Regions from separate parts of the Homo sapiens genome. Here region 1 is linked to region 2. The links are chromatin loops, found by intact Hi-C in ENCODE. Cell type or tissue: heart left ventricle. All regions are shown on one strand. Links, peaks and the distances in the headings refer to the core of each region. The heading gives the core; the rest is flanking DNA.

Region 1 (9,802 bases), core at 942-8,941, 1.0 Mb after region 2:
ACTAAAGAATAATGAAGTTAGGCAGAATATGGATCAGAAGTTTGGCATAGGAAAAATTTTCGAATTTATATTAGTCCAATAAAAGGTTTCAATTTGGCTTTTTAATGTACTATGGAATATTATAACCCTTTCTGATTTTTTAATGCATTTTCATGTTTTGTTCCTTTATTGTTGTTCCATAAAGTTCACTCACACCCTTTCCATTACATTTTTTTCAAATAAAATCTCAGATAAAATGCAGTTCCACATTTATGGGAGATAATAAAAAAGCAGAGCTCAGGATGATACATATTTGACTTCTGTTTAGCTGCATTGTTTTATGATAGGACATTAGAAGGCAGGAGAGGATAAGTGCTATGAAAAAGGAAACTGCATTATTGTTTTTCGTAGACTATACATAAACATTGGAGATATCAAAAATGAGTGAGACAGCAATATATATATATAATTTCAACAGATGATTGAAATGTTTCTGTAAATTAAAAGAAGTATTTTAATACTTCAAGGTGATAATCTTATTTATTGTGTATTTTCATCTCTACACATGCATTTTTCTTGAGCTACTCAATGGGAATCTAAATATAGAAGGTGAGAAATCAAGATTGGCATTTACACGAACATGGCCTGTATTTTGTTGAAATATTGTGGTGCGTAGTTTGAGTTAGAGTTCTTTTGGGTAATACAGAATTGGTTGTGAATGAAAGCACCCTTTCAGAGATCTTAGAAGGACTGGACTTCTTATAACTTGACATCTTCTAACTGCTTCTCTTCTTCTATCTCTTCTACTTATTCAACAACACCATAGGGTTTTTTTCTTTTTTGTTGTTGTTAAAATATTCGTGAACATAAAAACACACTCTCACACATTGAATTAGTAAGCAAAAATGGTTTAAAGAAGATCTTAATTGCCAGAGTATCAAATGAAATTTGTCTTCCAGCTACTAATCACTTCAATGTAATAAAATCCCTTTACAACCAAAAAGTCAAAAAGTTTTAATAATGTAACAGCTTAAAAGCCATCACAAGAATCTGAAATTTGAGCAACTCAAAAAAATGACTTCAATTTTTTGAGTTGTACCCTGAAGTTTTGTACCCTGTGAACTATATCTCCTCTCCCTGCCAAACACCTAGTAACTACCATTCTACTCTCTATTACGGTGGGTTCAAAGTTTTTTTTTCGATTCCACATTTAAGTGAGGTCATGCAGTATTTGTCTTTCTGTGTCTGGCTTATCTCACTTAGCATAATGTCCTGCAGGTTCAACCATGTTTTTACAAATGACAGGATTTCCTTCTTTTTCAAGACTGGATAATATTTCATTGTGTATAACTTTTCTTTACCCATTCATCTGTTGATGGACACTTCAGTTATAAGAAGAATAAATACAGAGACCTAATGTACAACATGGTGACTATAGTTAATAATGTACTGTACACTGCAATTTGCTAAGAGATATTTCAAGTGTTCTCACCATAAAAAAAAAAAACATAACTATGTGAGGTGATGCATATGTTAATTAGCTTGTGGTAATCATTTTACAATGTATATACCTACATCCAAACATCACATTGTATATCCTAAACATATACAACTTTTTTTGTCAGTCATACCTCAGTAAAACTTGTTGAAAATTTTTGCCTCTTTTTTAGGAATTTATAGATGAGGGATTTTTTTTCCTTCAGTCATTTTTTTTCCCTAAAAATCTGTTAAGTGGTATTTAAATATAAGACTCTCTATCTTAATAGCAGACTTTTAAAGTGTCCTGAGTAGCAAAAGTAAATACTTAAAAATGTATTGAAACAAAAATAGAAGTAAAAGGAAATAAAAATAACCTCTACCACCATTGTTTAAATGTACAGAATTGTCATCTCAACCACCCATATTTACTTGGTATGAACTCCTGTTTATTATTAAGATTCTTGATTCTTAACGTATGGAATTTAGAACTATAAAATGGACAGTCTTAATATTACTTCACCTCATACATCTTTTAAACTGTTTAAATCTAGAGTAAATGGTTACACAAAACACATGTGAAGTTGGGGCTGATTCTCTTCCTTTGGTATGGAAAAAAGAACAGCAACCATGAAATAAGAATTGTATATGATCCATGAAAAGGAAAGGAAAAATTAAGCTAATAACTATCAGTGAGATCTATAAACCCATTTCCCATCTCTTCACAAGTATTCCCAAGAAATATTATTCTTTCTACATTTGTGATCAATTATTTCAAGACCAGTTTTAATTTGAAGGATTATAATCCTATTATCCAATTACTTGGCAAAAGACAAGCTCAGATTTATATTTTTAATACTGCCTTCTTTTTCAGTGATGGATTACATAACAAGTTCTTTGCAAATTCTGTTTATTATTAGGCACATTTCTGGTTTTGACAAATTAAGCCTGTCTGCTTTTGTCATCACTTCTTAAGCTTTATACAGTATCTACACAATTTGAGGGAATACTTTTTGTTTCCACTCAGAGTTTGGTTAATGCTTTCTTCTTACTATTTTGTGATGGTTTGTCTTATAACACACTGGTGCCTCCTTTTCTTCATTTCTTCCTTTTTTCTTGCCTTCCCTCCTTTCTTTCTGAGAAATGTTAACACGGATCCACTCAATGGCACTGTGCTGTTGACGTAGAATAAAACAAAATAATGTGCCATTGTGTAGGTGACTCACCCTCAAGATTGCTCCAGTTAAGGAGAGAATCTATCCCTGAGTTTTTATATTACTAATTATTGAGTGGCAGCTTTTCTTTTCTTTGGGTTTCACAGCATGTGCCTTTGGACAAAGAACTAGGGAAGATGTAAAAGATGAGTTTATAATACATCAAGATATAAATGTTAACACCCTATGCTGTTCATGTAAATACTAAAAACACTATGAAAGATCATCAGCAGCAGTTTTTTCTTGCACTTTTTCAGCTCTCTTGACATATATGGTTACAGTTGGAGGCATTTTTCAGTGTACCAATTAAAATATTTTTTTTTCTACACAATCCAGCAAAAGTGTGAGAGTAAACATAATAGAATTTGAGTTAGCGAAAGTTAGTATGACATGTGAGGTTGTGGTTTTAGTGCATAGTGGTTATTTGTTTATGAATCTTATTCTGGCTGTGTCTCATTTACCGTTCTCAACTCTGTCTCTGCATTTCTTTCACCAAATGCCTCCTTGCATGGTGTTTAAGCCTGCAAACTCTTCTTTCCTGGTTCCATCCCGGTATCATTCTTTTTTTATGACCAAACTACACTGTGTACTGAGTGAAGGACAGTGCTACTTTTAAGAGATAGGATCTTGGCTGTGCCACTAATTAACTGGTGCCCTTAAGAAAGTGAATTAACCTTGTTGAAATACAGTTTCCTCAATTATAACACATTTACAGTTCCCTATATGACCTATGATGCAGCTTTCTGAAATTTCTTGATTCATTTATTTTGAGTTTGTGTTCTTTTTAGTCTAAATCTCATTATCCTCAAATTCCATTCTCCTTTGCAAATCCAGGTGTTCAATCATGTAGGTAAAATAGAAGTAGGATTAAGAAAGTCATGAGGGAAACAACTTGGCTATGAAACATTGTAAGAACAGCAACAGTAAAGAAGTTTTGGAGTCTTGTGCTCATCTTTTTTGTCCTTTTCTTGCCCCTCCCAACAGTTGTGTCTTTCTCATATATACATTTATTCAGCAAACATTATTGAACACCTTCCAAAGATCTGATGCTGGTCAGACTCTCAGAACCCAGATACGAACCAGACGAAGAGTCAGGAATATCCGTCTGGGGAAGCTACAGAAGAGAAAGCTGACATTTTCTCTAGCTGAGCAATCCACAAGCTGTTATGGATACATATAGGAGACACAGAGAGATAATAATAACCTAGAGAAACAATTCCTCAATCAATCCTGGTTTTCCTCTCATATTTCTGCAGCCCATCTATGTCCCTCTGAATCCTTCTTTGTAGCTTAGTGCTCATGAGTAGGCTCTGAAGTCAGACTTCCTGCACTGGTAGCTCAGCTCCTTAATCTAGTTACTTTGTGGCCCTAGAAAGTCATTTAACCTCTCTGTCAGTTTTCTCATCTGTAAAATGTGAATAACAATAACTGTCTAGGTTATAAGATTATGAGAGTTGAATGTATATATAATGTTTAGTATAGCTTTTTGCACGTAATAAGCATTCAATAAATTAACTATTCATATTAATTATCTCTACTTTTGTCATTTCCTCTAAGTGTTTTAAGAAGACATTGAATTTGTAAACTTCTAGATGTTTCTATTCAAAATGATATTCTCCTCACAAACCACTTTTTGGCTGTAAACTCCGGGATGGCAGGTATTTTTGTTTTTGTGTGTGTTTGTTTTTAATTATATTTTCAAATGCTAGTAAAATTCTGGCACAAATAAATATTAGAAGAAAGAAGGAAGGCAAGAGTTACTTGCATTGTTGAAAACAATAATAATGTCAACTGCATGTTGATAAACAGGTAGAAATTCCTAAAATATATTAAAACAAGATAAAGATGATAAGACAACACTAATTCTTAGCTAAAAACTGAAGTATCATTACTTCTCTTCAGCATCTCCTGGGACTGAATCTATCCTCCCAGAGCCCATCTAGACAAAAGATCCCCATCTACTGGATAATGTGTGAACAGCATCTAACGAATATGATTCTTATGTATGTTAGGGAGTTAATTTAATTTTCCTTAAAAATGCATAGCATGGAATGTCATATTTGGGACTGTTTTGTGAGGTCTTGCTCAAGGAGAGGAGATTAGTGTTGCAGAGTGACCTGGAAGTGGTAGGGGGGAAACGTTCATAATTTACTTAATTTGCTGCTATTGTTACCATATTATTCATTCAGCATGTTCTATTTTTGAAATTAAAATACAGTTTTAGAGGCGCAGTGGCTCATGCCGGTAATCCCAGCACACTGGGAGACTGAGGTGGGAAGATTGCTTGAGCCCAGGAGGTCGAGGTTGCAGTGAGCTGTGATCATGCCACTGTACTCCATCCTAGGTGACAGACTGATACCCAGTCTCCAAAAAATAAAAGAAAAAGAAATATGATTTTTTAAAAATTTAATCATTATCAATATGAGTTTGCCTAAATCCCCCTTCACCTTCCTTTCAGTTATAGTTTTAGGAGCCAACAAAATATATTTTCTTCCTTATTTCATGTGTTACAGGACTTTTGATAGGCAAGCTCTCTATAAGGGTTTGCTTAAGTTATTTTCTATACCCTGAAGCTTGCCTTTTCTTTTCATTAATACCACCCTGGAGAAATGGCATATATGACAATGTGGCATTTGTGACTTATACAATATAGCAATGTGGCTTATGGATGAATGAAAGGGTAATGCCCATCTTTTTTTTTTTTTTTTTTTTCATTCAGTAGAGACGGATTTTTGCTATGTTGGCCAGGCTGGTCTCGAACTGGCCTCAAGTGATGTGCCCACCTCAGCTTCCCAAAGTGCTAGGATTACAGTCATGAACCACCCAGTGACCAGCCAGTGCCCATGTTTTTAAAAGGCTGTGGAGCTTCCTATTGTCCTGAGAAATACCTGGACAGCAAAGTGTGTGACCCCACCCAACCCTGCCACTGGTAGTTAGGCAGGCATTGCATGCTAGAGCTTCTGGCCCTGTGGCCTGCTTCTGTTTGAACTCAACTGGTGGGCACAGCTCGCTGTTGTCCCAGTAAGCACATGGACAGTAACATGGGCATTTCCACCCACCCCTGCCATTGGTAGCCAGGTGAGCAATGACTGTTAGAGTTTCTAGCCCAGTGGTTCTACTTCTGCCTGAATTTGCTGAGGGATGCAGTCTTCTGTTGCTCTAGAAACATCCAGATGTCAGGGTGGGCAGGTCCACCAATCTTACCTCCCATAGCCAAATGAGCCATACATGCTGGAGGTTCCAACCTGACAGTCCTGCTTCCACCTAAACTCTGTGGTCAGTTGCAACCTCATGTTTTCACAGGAAGCACACAGATGCAGATCAGGGCCAACCTGGCAAGGATATGGCTTATCTGCCTGAGGAGGCCCTTGGACCACAACACCGAGAAGAAGAACTGAAGCATGGGGAGAATAATCAGAGGTGTCATTAAGACACAGTAGCAAACTAGCATCAAAGCCAGTCAACTGAACCCACCTTATACCATAATCAAACCCCCAAGGGCATCAAATAAGATAAAAGAAAACAAAACAAACAAACAAACAAAAAAAACAAGTCTATCAAAAAGACAGCAACTTCAAAGATTGAAGGAACATCATCAGCCCACATAAATGAGAAAGAACCAGTGTAAGAACTCGTTCAACTCTGGCAACTCAAAAAGCCAGAGCACTTTCTTTCTTCCAAATGACCACACTTGTTCCCTAGCAAGGGTTCTCAACAAGGCTGAAATGGCCGAAGTGACAGAAATAGAATACAGAATATGGATGGGAATGAAGATCATCAAGATTCAGGAGAATGTAGAAACTCAATCCACAGAATCTAAGAATCATAATAAAATGATACAGGAGCTGATATACAAAATAGCCATTATAAGAAAGAACCAAACTAATCTGATAGAGCTGAAAAATACACAAGAATTGCATAATGCAAATGTTATTAACAGCAGAATAGACCAGGCTGAGGAAAAAATTTCAGAGCTCAAAGACTGGCCCTCTGAAATTACTCAGTCAGACCAAAATGAAGAAAAAAGAATGAAAAATAATGAACAAATCCTCCAAGAAATATGGGATTACATATAAAGACCAAATCTATGATTCACTGATGTCCCTGAAAGAGGGAAAAAACAAGCAACTTAGAAAACATATTTCAGGTATCATCCATGAAAACTTTCCCAACCTTGCTAGAGAGGCCAACATTCAAATCTAGGAAATGCAAAGAAACCCTGTGAGATATTACATAAGGAGATCATTCCTAAGTGACATAATGATTACATTCTCTAAGGTCAAAATGCAAGAAAAAATGTTAAAGGCAGCTGGAGAGAAGGGGTGGATCACCTACAAAGGGAACCCCATCTGGCTAACAGTGCACTTTTAAGCAGAAACCCACAAGCCAGAAGACATTGGGGACATGTATTCAGCTTTCTTAAAGAAAAAAAAATTCCAACCGGGAATTCCATGTCCAACCAAACTAAACTTCATAAGTGAAGGAGAAATAAGATCCTTTTTCAGAGAAGCAAATGGTGAAATAATTTGTTACGACTAGACCTGCCTTACAGGAGCTGCTGAAGGAAGCTCTATGGAAAGGAAAGACCGTTACCAGCAAGTACAAAAACACACTTAAGTACACAGACAAGTAAACTATAAAGCAACCACAAAAAAGAGTCTGTATTTAACATCAACAACTACCATCACAATGACAGGATCAAATCCACATGTATCAAAACTAACCTTCAGTGTAAACAGGCTAAATGCCCCCATTTAAAAGGCACAGAGTGGCAAGGTGGATAAAGAAATGAGACCAAATGTTATGCTGTCTTCAAGAGACCCACCTCATATACAATAACATTCTTAGGCTCCAAATAACAGGATGAAGAAAAATATACAAAGCAAAGAAAACACAGAATAAAGCAGAGATTGTAACTGTAATTTCACACAAAATAGACTTTAAACCAACAAAGACCAAAAAGACAGTGAACAGCATTATATAATGGTAAAGGGCTGAATTCAACAAGAAGACCTAACTATCTAAATATATGTGCACCCAATATAGGAACACCCAGATTCACAAAGCACATTCTTAGAGACTTATGAAGAGATGTGAATTCCTGCACAACAATAGTGGAAGTCTTCAACACTCCACTGACAGTATTAAACATATCATGGAGGCAGAAAATTAACAAAAATATTCAGGACTTGAACTCAATACTTGCCCAAATGGACCTAATAGACATCTACAGAACTCTCCACCTAAAAGCAACAGAATATACATTCTTTTCATCACATGGTACATATTCTAAAATGGTACACACTCTAAAATCAGACATAAAATAGTACTCAGCAAATGTGGAAAAACAAAAATCACACCAAACACAGTCTTGGGCTACAGTGCAGTAAAAATTGAAATCAATACCAAGAAAATCCCTCAAAATAACACAATTACATGGAAATTAAACAATCTGCTCCTGTATGACTTTTGGAAAATAATGTAATTAAGGCAGAAATCAAGAAAATCTTTGAAACTAATAAGAACAAAGATACAACATACCAGAATCTCTGGGACACAGCTAAATCAGTATTAAGAGAGAAGTTTCTAGTACTAAACACCCATATCAAAAAGTTAGAAAGATCTCAAATTAACAACCTAACATTACTAGCAGAAGAACTGGAGAAGCAAGAGCAAACCAACCTCAAAGCTAGCAGAAGACAAGAAATAATCAAAATCAGAGCTGAACTGAAGGAAATTGAAACGTGTAAAACCACATAATACATCAACAGATGTAGGTGTTGGTTTTTTGAAAAAATTAATAAGATAGACGACTAGTTAGACTAATAAAGAGAAGAAGAGAGAAGATTCAAATAAGCACCATTAGAAATGGCAAAGGGGACATTACCACTGACCTCACAGAAATACAGAAGAACCATCAGAGACTACTATGAACACCTGTGTTCACACAAGCTAGAAAATCTAGAAGAGATGCATAAATTCCTGGACACATACAATCTCCCAAAACTCAACCAGAAGAAATTAAATCCCTGAACAGACTAATAACAAGTTCCAAAGTTGAATCAATAATAAAAACCCTACCAACCAAGAAAAGTCCAGTTGGATTCACAGCCAAATTCTACAAGATGTATAAAGAAGAGCTGGTTTTTAAAAAATTGTCAAGTTTCCTCCCCAGTTTTTTGGAACAGTTTCAACAGGAATGTAATAGATATAAAAATCCTCAGCAAAATACTAGCAAAATGAATCTAGCAGCACATTAAAAAGCTAATTCACCATGATCAAGTAGGCTTTATCCTTGGGATGCATGTTTGGTTCAACATATGCAAATCAATAAATGTGACTCATCACATAAACAGAACTAAAAAAACACATATTTATCTCAATAAATGTAGAAAAGGCTTTCAATAAAATTCATCATCCCCTCATAGTAAAAACCCTCGATAAACTAGGCATTGAAGAAATATACTTCAAAAAAATAAAAGCCATCTATGACAATCTCACAGCCAACATTATACTGAATGGGCAAAAGCTGAAAGGATTCCCTTGAAAAACAGCTCAAGTGTGCCCTCTCTCACCACTCCTATTCAATATAGTATTGGAAGTCCTGGCCAGAGCAATCAGGCAAGAGAAAGAAATAAGAGACATCCAAATAGAAAGAGAGGAAGTCAAATTCTTCCTATTTACAGATGATGTGATTCTATATCTAGAAAACCCCATTGTTTCTGCCCCAAAGGTCCTTGATCTGAGGAACAACTTCAGTAAACTTTCATTATACAAAATCAGTGTACAAAAAATTAGTGTCATTCCTATGCACCAACAGCATCCAAGTCAAGAGCCAAATTAGGAGTGAAATTCCATTCATGACTGCTACATAAAGAATAAAATACCTAAGAATACAGCTAACCAGGAAGGTGAAAGATCTCTACAATGGTAATTACAAAACACTGCTCAAACAAATCAGAAATGGCATAAACAAATGGAAAAACATTTCATGCCTAGGGATAGGAAGAATAACATCATTAAAATGGCCATACTGCCCAAAGGAAGTGTACAGATTCAATGCTATTTCTATCAAACTACCAATGACATTCTTCACAGAATTAGAAAAACTATTTTAAAATTCATATGGAACC
Region 2 (9,802 bases), core at 640-8,639:
ATATTAACCTGTTACCTCTTTCTGATGAACGTGGTGATGTGCTAACAGGAGCTTTTGGGAGAGGATATTTATTTAATTTACTCAGCTGAGTAATATTTCTGACAAGATTTTAAGGGGAGGAAGGCTGAGGAAGGGAAAGGAAAATTTTTAGGCAGCACGGCTTGTAAACATCCTTGTATCTTGCCAGATGTGATTTGAAGAGGACAGGGCTTGAGCATAAGCACTTCATACATGCTTTCAGTCAAGGCTGTACAGGAGGTGGTAGTGTCTTGATTTTAGTGATGAGAAAACTGAGCAAATCCTCGTGGAAGTGTCCTTTAAAGGATCTCGGAAATAAGACCTGAAAGAAAATTTGGGTTGTTTGTTTTTTTATTTTGCATCGGTACCAGAGTTGGTGAATTGAGGTCTTCAACTTATCTGTTTAACTTGTTATTTAAGACACATTGATTTTGCTTTGGGGTTAGTTCAAGTTCCAGAGTCTTGTGCATTTTCCAAATGTATTTCTAATACACCAGGAGTTCTTGTTCCATTTGAATTACCAATATATGCACAGGTTGAAAGTTTACATTTAATCATGTATTCACTGGAAATTTGACCCTCATGAAACTATTTCTAACAGACCTGAAAAAACAAAAGATGTCGTATCTTTTTCCTCTTTCCTGACTACGGTCCTGTTTCCTAGTGCCCTCTCACCATAACATGTAAGAGATGCTGAGAGTGCGTTAAAACCTTTTCTTTTGATAAGATTTTCAGGTGATTTCATAGTTGCTCAGGGTATGAATAATTATTTTCATTTGCCATTGAGAATCTGCTTATCAGAGTTCAGGACCCTTGTTATCTAGGTTTCTTGTAGCTCTTGGAAGTTACTGTGAGCTCTGAGATAAACCAGGGATAGCATATCCTGTTTCACAAAAATGAAAGCTCAGAAGTTTGGGAATTGTCAGAAAGGAATACTGACCTTGAGTCTAGAGTCATTGGTGTGCTGTGCTTTTGGGTCCCTGAAGAGAAAAGAGGAAGTAAAAAATAATAATTTAAGGGAAAAGAAAAATATGTGTATACATATGTGTGTATATATGAACACATACACACGTGTCAAACTGTCACCACTTTATTAAATTTACAAATGTGCATTTCTTATAATAATTATTACTGTGAAAACCCTCTAGGTTGATCCAAATCAGTTTCCTATGGAAAGGAGGGTTTACTTCTTAGGTCTGTTATTATAAGTAGATCACAGCATCTTATAGTTTGTAAAATGCTTGTGCTTCATATTAGTCACATAGCCCAGTGCTTAGCCCGGAAAAAGGTACTGGATTCAGTGTTTGCCACTCCTTGTTGAAGTATTTCATCCTTCTTTTACCCAGTGATGATTTTTCTTCTCCTTTTCCATGCTCCTGGATCTGCCTGTGTTGTGTGTCCCTCTTTCGGGTCCTTGTATTTCTTCTGGCTTAACATCTGTAACTCCTGTTAGATCTGTTTTATTTGCACAAGTCATATGACAGCAAATATGGAGCAGATTTCTTACTCAAACTATTACTCTAATCTCTTAAAATCTTTCATGTTCTCAGATGTCTCAGATATTATATAATTTAAATTTTCTAAGGTTTCAGAAATAATTATTTATTAATCGTTCATGTTGAAAATACATGGTTTAGGCTGGGCACAGTGGCTCATGCCTGTAATCCCAGCACTTTGGGAGGCCAAGGTGGGCAGATCACTTTAGGTCAGGAGTTTGAGGCCAGCCTGGCCAAAATGGTGAAACACCGTCTCTACTAAAAATACAAAAATTAGCCAGGCATGGTGGCACATGCCTGTAGTCCCAGCTGCTTGGGAGACTGAGGCAGGAGAATCGCTTGAACCTGGGAGGCAGAGGTTGCAGTGAGCCAAGATCGTGCCCCTGCACTCCAGCCTAGGCGACAAAATGACAGAGACTCCATCTCAAAAAACAAAATAACAACAACAACAAAACAAAGCTTTAAAATATTTGCACCCTGCAAAATGGATATATCCAGAAAATGTATGTCTTTTAAATAGATTTGTTTTATTATATAATGACTGGTAGTAGAAACTAATCTCCCTGTTTTACTTATTGCTGTTCTTAAATAACAGAGTTCGTTTTAAAAATGCTTAACTTTCTCTGCACTGCTCACTAAACATTATTGATGGATCACCAACTTTGGGGTATACTATGTTGATTTTATTTTAAACATTTTAAAATTGTTTCTTACATATGAATATGATAGAAACCCATACTACCTTAGAAAATTATGTAGTTTTAAATTCAATCAATATTAAGTTTATATTGACTCAAAAGTTTTAAAACACTGTAATTTTTCCTGTCCAGTGTGCTAGCCGCATCTTCAACCTTTTTCTAGTACATATTGATTTTATATATTCTTGGAAATTAGTCCTAAGCAGTTAATTTGTTATTCAAGGATTTGATTTGGATTGATTTTGTTATGTATTTGAACCCACTGATAGCACTTTCATGTGCAAGATGATAACATGACTGTGCTGATTTCATCTGAGTGTTTATTTATTAAGGCAAATCCAGGAAGATGACTACTGTAATCAGCTTGTTAGGATTTAGTTTGACTGTTTTATTTGTAATAGGTATATTGCAACTACACTTCTTCAATTATCCTCTCGGACTTATTCCTAATTCAGACTCTCCTTCCTTTTTAGTCCAATTTAGAGAGTACTTTAAAATGTGTTTTAAATTCTCAGATGTGTCTTTATTTGAGTACTCTGACCTCAAATGCTGGAAAAGTACTGGCAAAAACCTTATAGGGTTCTAAAAATAATTGTATGTTTGCCTCTTGCAAATATTTGTGGGTCTATTTATTCAACTATATGGTACTGTTATTGTCTAATAAGCAAATCTATAAGCCTTTGGGTAAATGTTAATATTTTTCTTGATGCTTCTCATTGCCCCCATAGTGCAGATAATACTAATTTCATGTATCACATGGTCACCAAGGTACTTGGCTACATATGCTAAAAATTTTCCAAATAGAAAATTATTTTGTATCTCAGGTTGTAAACCCTTGGGTAGAAACCAGGTCTGTTTACAGTAAAAATTCCAGCCAAGTAAAAACCTCAGCTTACCATACATTTCTCTTCCCACATGCTACTTTTCAGAGAAGAGGTAAGAGGAGCACTATCTAGAACGTATTAAAAAACAAATTTTAAAAATCCTGAAGCCTTCCCAAGAATAAAACCAGTTCACACTCCATTTGGTCTCCTCTCAGAGAAAAATATCACTCCAAAATACTCAATCCAATATCCTGTGCTTTACTCTGGCAGGTTTAACTGTGGTGCCATGACAATGGTGTGTATTTGATTAGTTGTAAGGTAGAAATGAGTAAATAATGGCTTAAAAATCAAAATTCATGAATAATTTGTTTCTTAAAAAATAAGATTGCGTGCACTCACAGGCACCTCCCGAGGGATAGCCATTTTCTTGCATTCCAGTTGGCTTTCTTGACTGGGAAGATTACAAATACATGGCAGGAAATTGCACATAATCCACAGACAGTCTTGTCTTTTCACAAGAGTATGTTGCACATGGGAATGTCATCTATCTTGTGAATCACTGCAGAAAAAAATGTTTGAGAGCCTCTGATCTGAGCTATGGTTCTGAAAATCAGAATCTTGACTCTGTGTCACTTAACGCTAATTATTTATAAGTAAATGTAAGATTCACTAGATTCTACTTAGCCAGCACCTGAATTTCATAACAATGGTTCCCAAAGTGTGATGTTTATATAATTGGTGGCACCAGGGATGCTTCTATGTGGTAGAGAAGTGAATTTATTTTATAGTTATAGATATTTTAATAAGTGTTGGGAGAAAACATACAACAATCACATCAAATCCATGCTGTGTAGCTATGTTGCTGAGGGTAAGGCTAAGTATTAAGAGTTCATAGATTTTTTTTTTTAAGAATGAGGTGTAAAAATACAGATTGTGCGTAATGTCAATAAGGGTACACAAGAAAGTTTTGGGAAAGATTGTTTTAAAGTCATTTTCAACAAGGAATGAAATGGATTGTTCTCCTGTTTGTGTTTTTGCTCCCCACTGCCCTGTTTGAAGAATTCTGGCCGAGTTCTCTCTGTATCTGTGTTTGAATGACTCCTTGCATGCTGTTTGTCAACTTCTTCATAGGAATTGCTGTGGGGACATAGAGTTAGATGGAGATGGTGGTTTTCATGAAATATATTCTTGCTTTGAGGATAAGTCATTCTGGTTAAAAATTGCTCACATTAATACATCATCAGAAAAACATTTGACTCTCATCCTCCTTCAGATTTATAAACTCTCTTGCCTTGAGACAGTGAGGTCCATGGCTGAAGAGGCCAGCCTAGAAATAATAAAGGATGCTGGGGCACCCACTTCCATCCAGTCTGGGTTCCCTGGGGAGCTCTCACTTCCCGTACTGTCTCCACAGCGAGGCCTCTCATTTCCTCCTCCAGGCTCCTTCTTGATTCCTGACAGTAGATGCCTGTGGCTGTGAAGAGCCATTCCATCATGTGGTATTTTATAGCAGAAATACATGGTGCTTCCCCCGACTCCTTTCTTTGTAAAGAAACAATTTGGAAAAAGTTTGGAAGGGAAAAATCTTTGATAGGATACACATTTATTTTCCCTTAATCTGTTCCCTTTCCTTGTAGAAAAAAAATTAGATTATTCCAAATTAAAACTATGTGTTTTTTGTATTAAATTATATTGTTAAAAGGAATGGCTTTGTTAAACGAGAAAAATATAAGGAGAAAAGAAGTATATTACATACAGGATGAGGAATTTGCAAACATCCACTTTTCTTTCTAGAGCATTGTTCAGGTCATCTCCCCTATGGCTTAAGAAAGGGAATCCTTAAGGTTTGAGTAGAAGTACCCTCCTAAATGTAGGAAAAACAACAAAAAAGAGGTGGTACGGTGGGGAGAAGATAGAGGGGGAGACATAGAGAGATTTCAACCATTACCACAAGATGGCAGCAGAAGTATAATATTTAACAATTGTGGGCTCCACTAGGAGTTTGAAATGGCTTTTAGTTGAATTTTAAAATATATTGTCAAATATATAACTTTCTCAATATCAGGATTTATAAGTTTGAAAAGTGTATTATCAAGTACATATGGTCTTACATTTTTTTCCAGTTAGTAGTGGTTTTGGGGAATATATTTAAAAAGCTAAATTTTCTTCTCGATGTTTGTCTTAAGGAATAGAGAAACAAAGAGTACAGTTTGCATGGAGAGTTCTTTGAACATTGACTCTGGGAAATTCCTAAAACCCCTATGAGGAAACCTCTGGACTTATATTTGGCTGAGAGGAGAAAACAGAGAAATAATGGAAAATTAATAGTAGTAAAAAAAAAAAAGTATGTGTGAGGAGACTAAAGGAATGGCTTCCTATTCACTCCCTTCTACCCCCATAACAAATTAAAAGAAAATTATTATAGGAAAAAATTAGATCAGTTATTAGATGAAACTCATAATAGGTTGCTTGATCTCCTTGATAATTCTGTGATTCTAGAATGTAATTAATTAAATCTTAATGTGGCCTATTGTAATCTGAGATTCCCATTATAAAAATATTTTAATAATCAAGTTAATATGATTATTTATTTACATGTATCTAAATATTTTTAAGAGAATAGCAAAGTGTTTTATGAGATACTCTACTCTGAATATAAACTGCCTCTCAAAAATTTTAGGGTAAAGAGTAGTCTGGCTTATACCACACAGGGTTACATTGTGGGTTGGGTCTAATGGGCTGTACATTTTTGGATCAATATTCCCTCAGAGAGTGCCATTCAGCCTTCCTGTAAAAGGCTATTTCATTCAGTCTGTGACCCCTTTCATGTGAAACCTCCCAGGGGCCTGGATGTGAAGCAGTCTTGCTACTGGCATCATTTGTGATTTAACGCTGAGGAGAAATGTACTTATTTTGGTCTGTCCCAGCAATCAAGGGTCAGTGGTAAAAGGAAGTTGTACTCTGGGTCAAAACAAGTCAGTTTTGGATTAATGCTATTCCTTGGCCTCTTTAATTGGTCTTTTTGCTCAGATACTGTGTTAGATCATACTTAGATAAACAGGCAAGAAGGGAACTTGAGAATTTAGAACAGTTCACATTTTCATGCCCTGTTTGACAATAAGATGCTTTTATAAAAAGTGTTTTGAAATTCTGTGATATATTTATTTGAGGTTATCAATGTATAGAAATGCTCTCTGGGACAGTAGTCAATATGTTTCCTAGGTTAGGAAAAAAACAATGTTACACTGTCTATGACTGCCAGAGAGAACCAAGGGTAGATTGAATGTTGGGTATGCTTTCTCGTGTCTGCAGGGCCAAAACAACAACAACAACAACAACAACAACAACAACAACAACAACAACAGAACACCTAGCCTGCATTGGACATAGTGAAGCAAGCAATAGACAGTAATATCTTTTATTTTCTCTGATCTTTCTAGTTTGTTATCTAGGCCAAGACAAATTCCCGAAGTATAGCAGCAGGGTTTGAAGCATGCTACATTGAAATCCCCCGGTTACCCAGACTCACCATCTGACTCCAGGGCATCACGAGAGGTGTCCACACAAAAGGAGACAGGCTGTGGAATCTCTGGGCTTCTTGATATTAGAGCAATTAGAAAAAGAAGAAAAAGTTTCTGTTTTGTGGTACCAAATCCCCATTTGCCATGTTAAAAGTCCGGACATGCTTTTGTGATACTTATGAGCATACGCTAAATCTCAGACTTGCTGACTTTAATCTCTTCTTAGCCTATGTCTGCTTCCTTGATTGTTTTAATTGCAAAAACAATGTGTGCTGGTTGTCAGATAATAAAAACATAAACATTTTATTTTCTCCTCCCAATCTTTCTACTTGTCTTCCAGCAGATACCCAATGTTAAACTTTCCGTATGTTTCCGTAAATCTTTATATGTAGAGAGAGAACTCACCTGCTTATTTGGAGGGTTTTATTTTTTCACCCGAAATAAAATAATTCCATAACACTCCTCAGTAACCTGCTCTTTTTGCTTAATAATAGTACCTAGGCTTCTTTCCAGATCAGTCCATATTGGTCTTTCTAATAGCTATGGAATAGTAATTCCATAGTATTCATGTACCTCAGCTTATTGATACTGATATTTTGGCAAGTTTTTTGCAAGCATTCAATGCTGCAATTGATATTGTACACATTTTCTCATATGTTATTTATGTATTTATTTATAGGATTAATTCCAAACAGTGAGAGTCCTAGGTCAAAAAAACTATTAATATTTGACTTTTTTAGTTTATGTGATTATACATACACTTCCTATATGAGATAAATGATCTATAAACTTTTCTATTAAAAAATGTATACTGGCCGGGCACGGTGGCTCATGCCTATAATACCAGCACTTTGGGAGGCCAAAGTGGGCAGATCACCTGAGGCTGGGAGTTCGAGACCAGCTTCACCAACATGGAGAAACCCCGTCTCTACTAAAAATACAAAGTTATCCGGACGTGGTGGTGCCTGTAATCCTAGCTATTGGACAGGCTGAGGCAGGAGAAGTGCTTGAACCTGGGAGGTGGAGGTTACAGTGAGCCAAGATTGTGCCATTGCACTCCAGCCTGGGCAACAAGAGAGAAACTCTGTCTCAAAATCAGAACAAAACAAAACAAAAACAAAAAACAAAACAAAAAACTGTGGGCTGGCAGCATAAACAAAATTAATTTTCTACATTAAAGACAGACAGAATTAAAAAAAATCAAATGTGCAAACTTAGTGGAAACGTGGAAGGTTCTTTTTTTTATACTTGAGTTACATTCATGAGAATGCTCTTTTCGGAATGATGTTTACATGCCCTTTTACTTTTCAGGTTTATAAAGTCCATATTGTGCACTTGGTTTGATGTTTGTGGGTGTGTGCCTGTGTGTGTGTTTAAGCTGAAAAAAAAAATTAATTGCTACAGTGTAATTTTGAAAATAAGGAAAATAAGGATAAAACTGTATCTATTGCTCTTAAATAAAATAACCACAAGTCCTTCTCTAAGAATCATAATGATTTGTTTTTCTTTTCATCAAAATAAATTTTTGATATTCTAGCTCCCACTTGGGAAAATAACAAATTCCAAGTCTCTCAGCTACTTTTTTTTCAAAAGGCTAGTAGGGAGATTTGGACATATATGGTATTGGAACCACTCAGTGGAGATTTCCTTTTATAGGATGGCAACCTCGGTAGAGATTTCATTTCATTATTTTTTTCTTGGTCATTGTAGTGATATTGGACTAGATTTACTGAACGATATCTTTGCAAACATTTATTTGGATCAGAATTCAATCATATTAAGGGTATTCAATCGTGTGATTGGAGCCAAAAGGTAAAATCATTTTGGGGGAGGAGGAAGGATAACCTTAGAAATTTCAGCCTACTCTTGTGCAGGAGTAACAGGGTAGGTTGTGATAATTAAAAAAAAATAAAATAAAATGATCCCGGGAATCACAGATTTAAAAGTTTTAGAGCTTTTGAAAAATTTAGTTTTGGTAGTAAGTTTATAGTGCCTCTTGCTTTGAAAGGATTTTAGAAGATATCTTTGTTCGTCTCCTTTGATGGACAAAACAAAAATGACAAATCAAGCAAATATCAAGAAGTTCAGAAAGACTGATATTCCAGTGACATGGTAAGCTGGACATTTGTAAATTGGAACAATAGGACAAAAGGAAATGAGATGGTTTAGGTATTATTACCATATTAATAACATAAAGTGTCTTTTTATGATCTGGTTTGCAGATCACAAAATGTGTTGTCACTCAGGTTAACACCCCAACCAACTCTAGAATGAATTTCTTAGCAGAGCCGCTTTTGAAGGCCGAGTTTAAACGAAACACTGTGATGAATTGTCCATAAGGCAGGAACCCTGAGGGGACCAGCTATTTCAGGCTCAGGGAAAGACACTGGAATTGCTGGAAGAGCTGCTCAGAGTGCTAGAATGTCTGAGTGGGCAGGGATCATTGACAGTTGTGCATATTTTTCCAGGCTGGGTGCCTTATTTCACAAAAGCCTTTCTCTCCCCTCCTCTCATTGTCTATTCGTTGTTCAGTTCTCAGGAATAATGAGGGGATAACTTTTCATATCTGGTGGAGTTGCAGATGTAGAGATATGGGTTAGGGGCTGTTTGTAGATATTCTAACGGTGCAGTTGACCTCAGTTTCAAACTCTGAAGGCTGGAGGGGGAGGTGTGCTTCCACTGAACTTTCTCTGTATGTGCCCATCTCCCCATGTCAGTGTTAAGCCTTTGTGTAGCCCCAGTGCCTGTTTGCAGCTTAGAGACTGGTTTTACTGTATTTGAGCTTTTTCATGTGGACTAATACTATTTCAGATTTTATTTCTCCCAAGGCAGTTGGATCTATCAGTCAATCAGCTAATATGTGGGAAGACATATGAACTATTTTGGAGATCCAAAGACACTTTGTGTCCGTACTAACCTGACGTTATCATGCAAAAATACACACAAAACCACAGCCTCTTCAATTATTAAAAACCTCTCAAGGTTGTTGAGAGGATTAAATGAGCTCATGCATGTAATAGATTTAGTTTATTGCCTTATAGAATGTAGTCATTCAATAAATGTTAGCTCTCATTGTTATCATTTATTGATTCTGACTTCATTCACCAAATATATAAGAACTTTTAACCCTGTGACAGGAATGGGCCCATGTGTATTCTTCCCATATTTCTAACTCTATACTTGGATCTAATTTTGCTCATTGAAATAGCTCTGACCCTATTTTCGGAGTAATTTCCTGAATCACA

Evidence for each region. A loop is a pair of places that touch in the nucleus more often than their neighbours do. Peaks named below come from ENCODE experiments on the same cell type or tissue, not always from the same donor. Only the 100,000 strongest peaks of a DNase experiment are listed, where the experiment ranks them.
Region 1: it touches region 2 in a loop (3-fold over the local background); 13 of 110 quality-filtered maps call a loop at or near these places.

Annotation. Positions count from the first base shown.
Region 1 is chr10:51,999,891-52,009,692 of GRCh38, forward strand. The region is part of intron 5 of PRKG1 (protein kinase cGMP-dependent 1); the gene reads left to right. Among named protein-coding and RNA genes, the nearest start is that of CSTF2T, 310 kb to the left of the region's middle. In heart left ventricle, for the core only: a CTCF peak has its summit at 4,627; no DNase peak of the experiment used is centred there.
Region 2 is chr10:50,996,812-51,006,613 of GRCh38, forward strand. It overlaps a transcript of PRKG1 not described here. Among named protein-coding and RNA genes, the nearest start is that of PRKG1, 73 kb to the right of the region's middle. In heart left ventricle, for the core only: a CTCF peak has its summit at 4,980 (motif pointing right); no DNase peak of the experiment used is centred there; H3K27ac peaks cover 1,975 bases.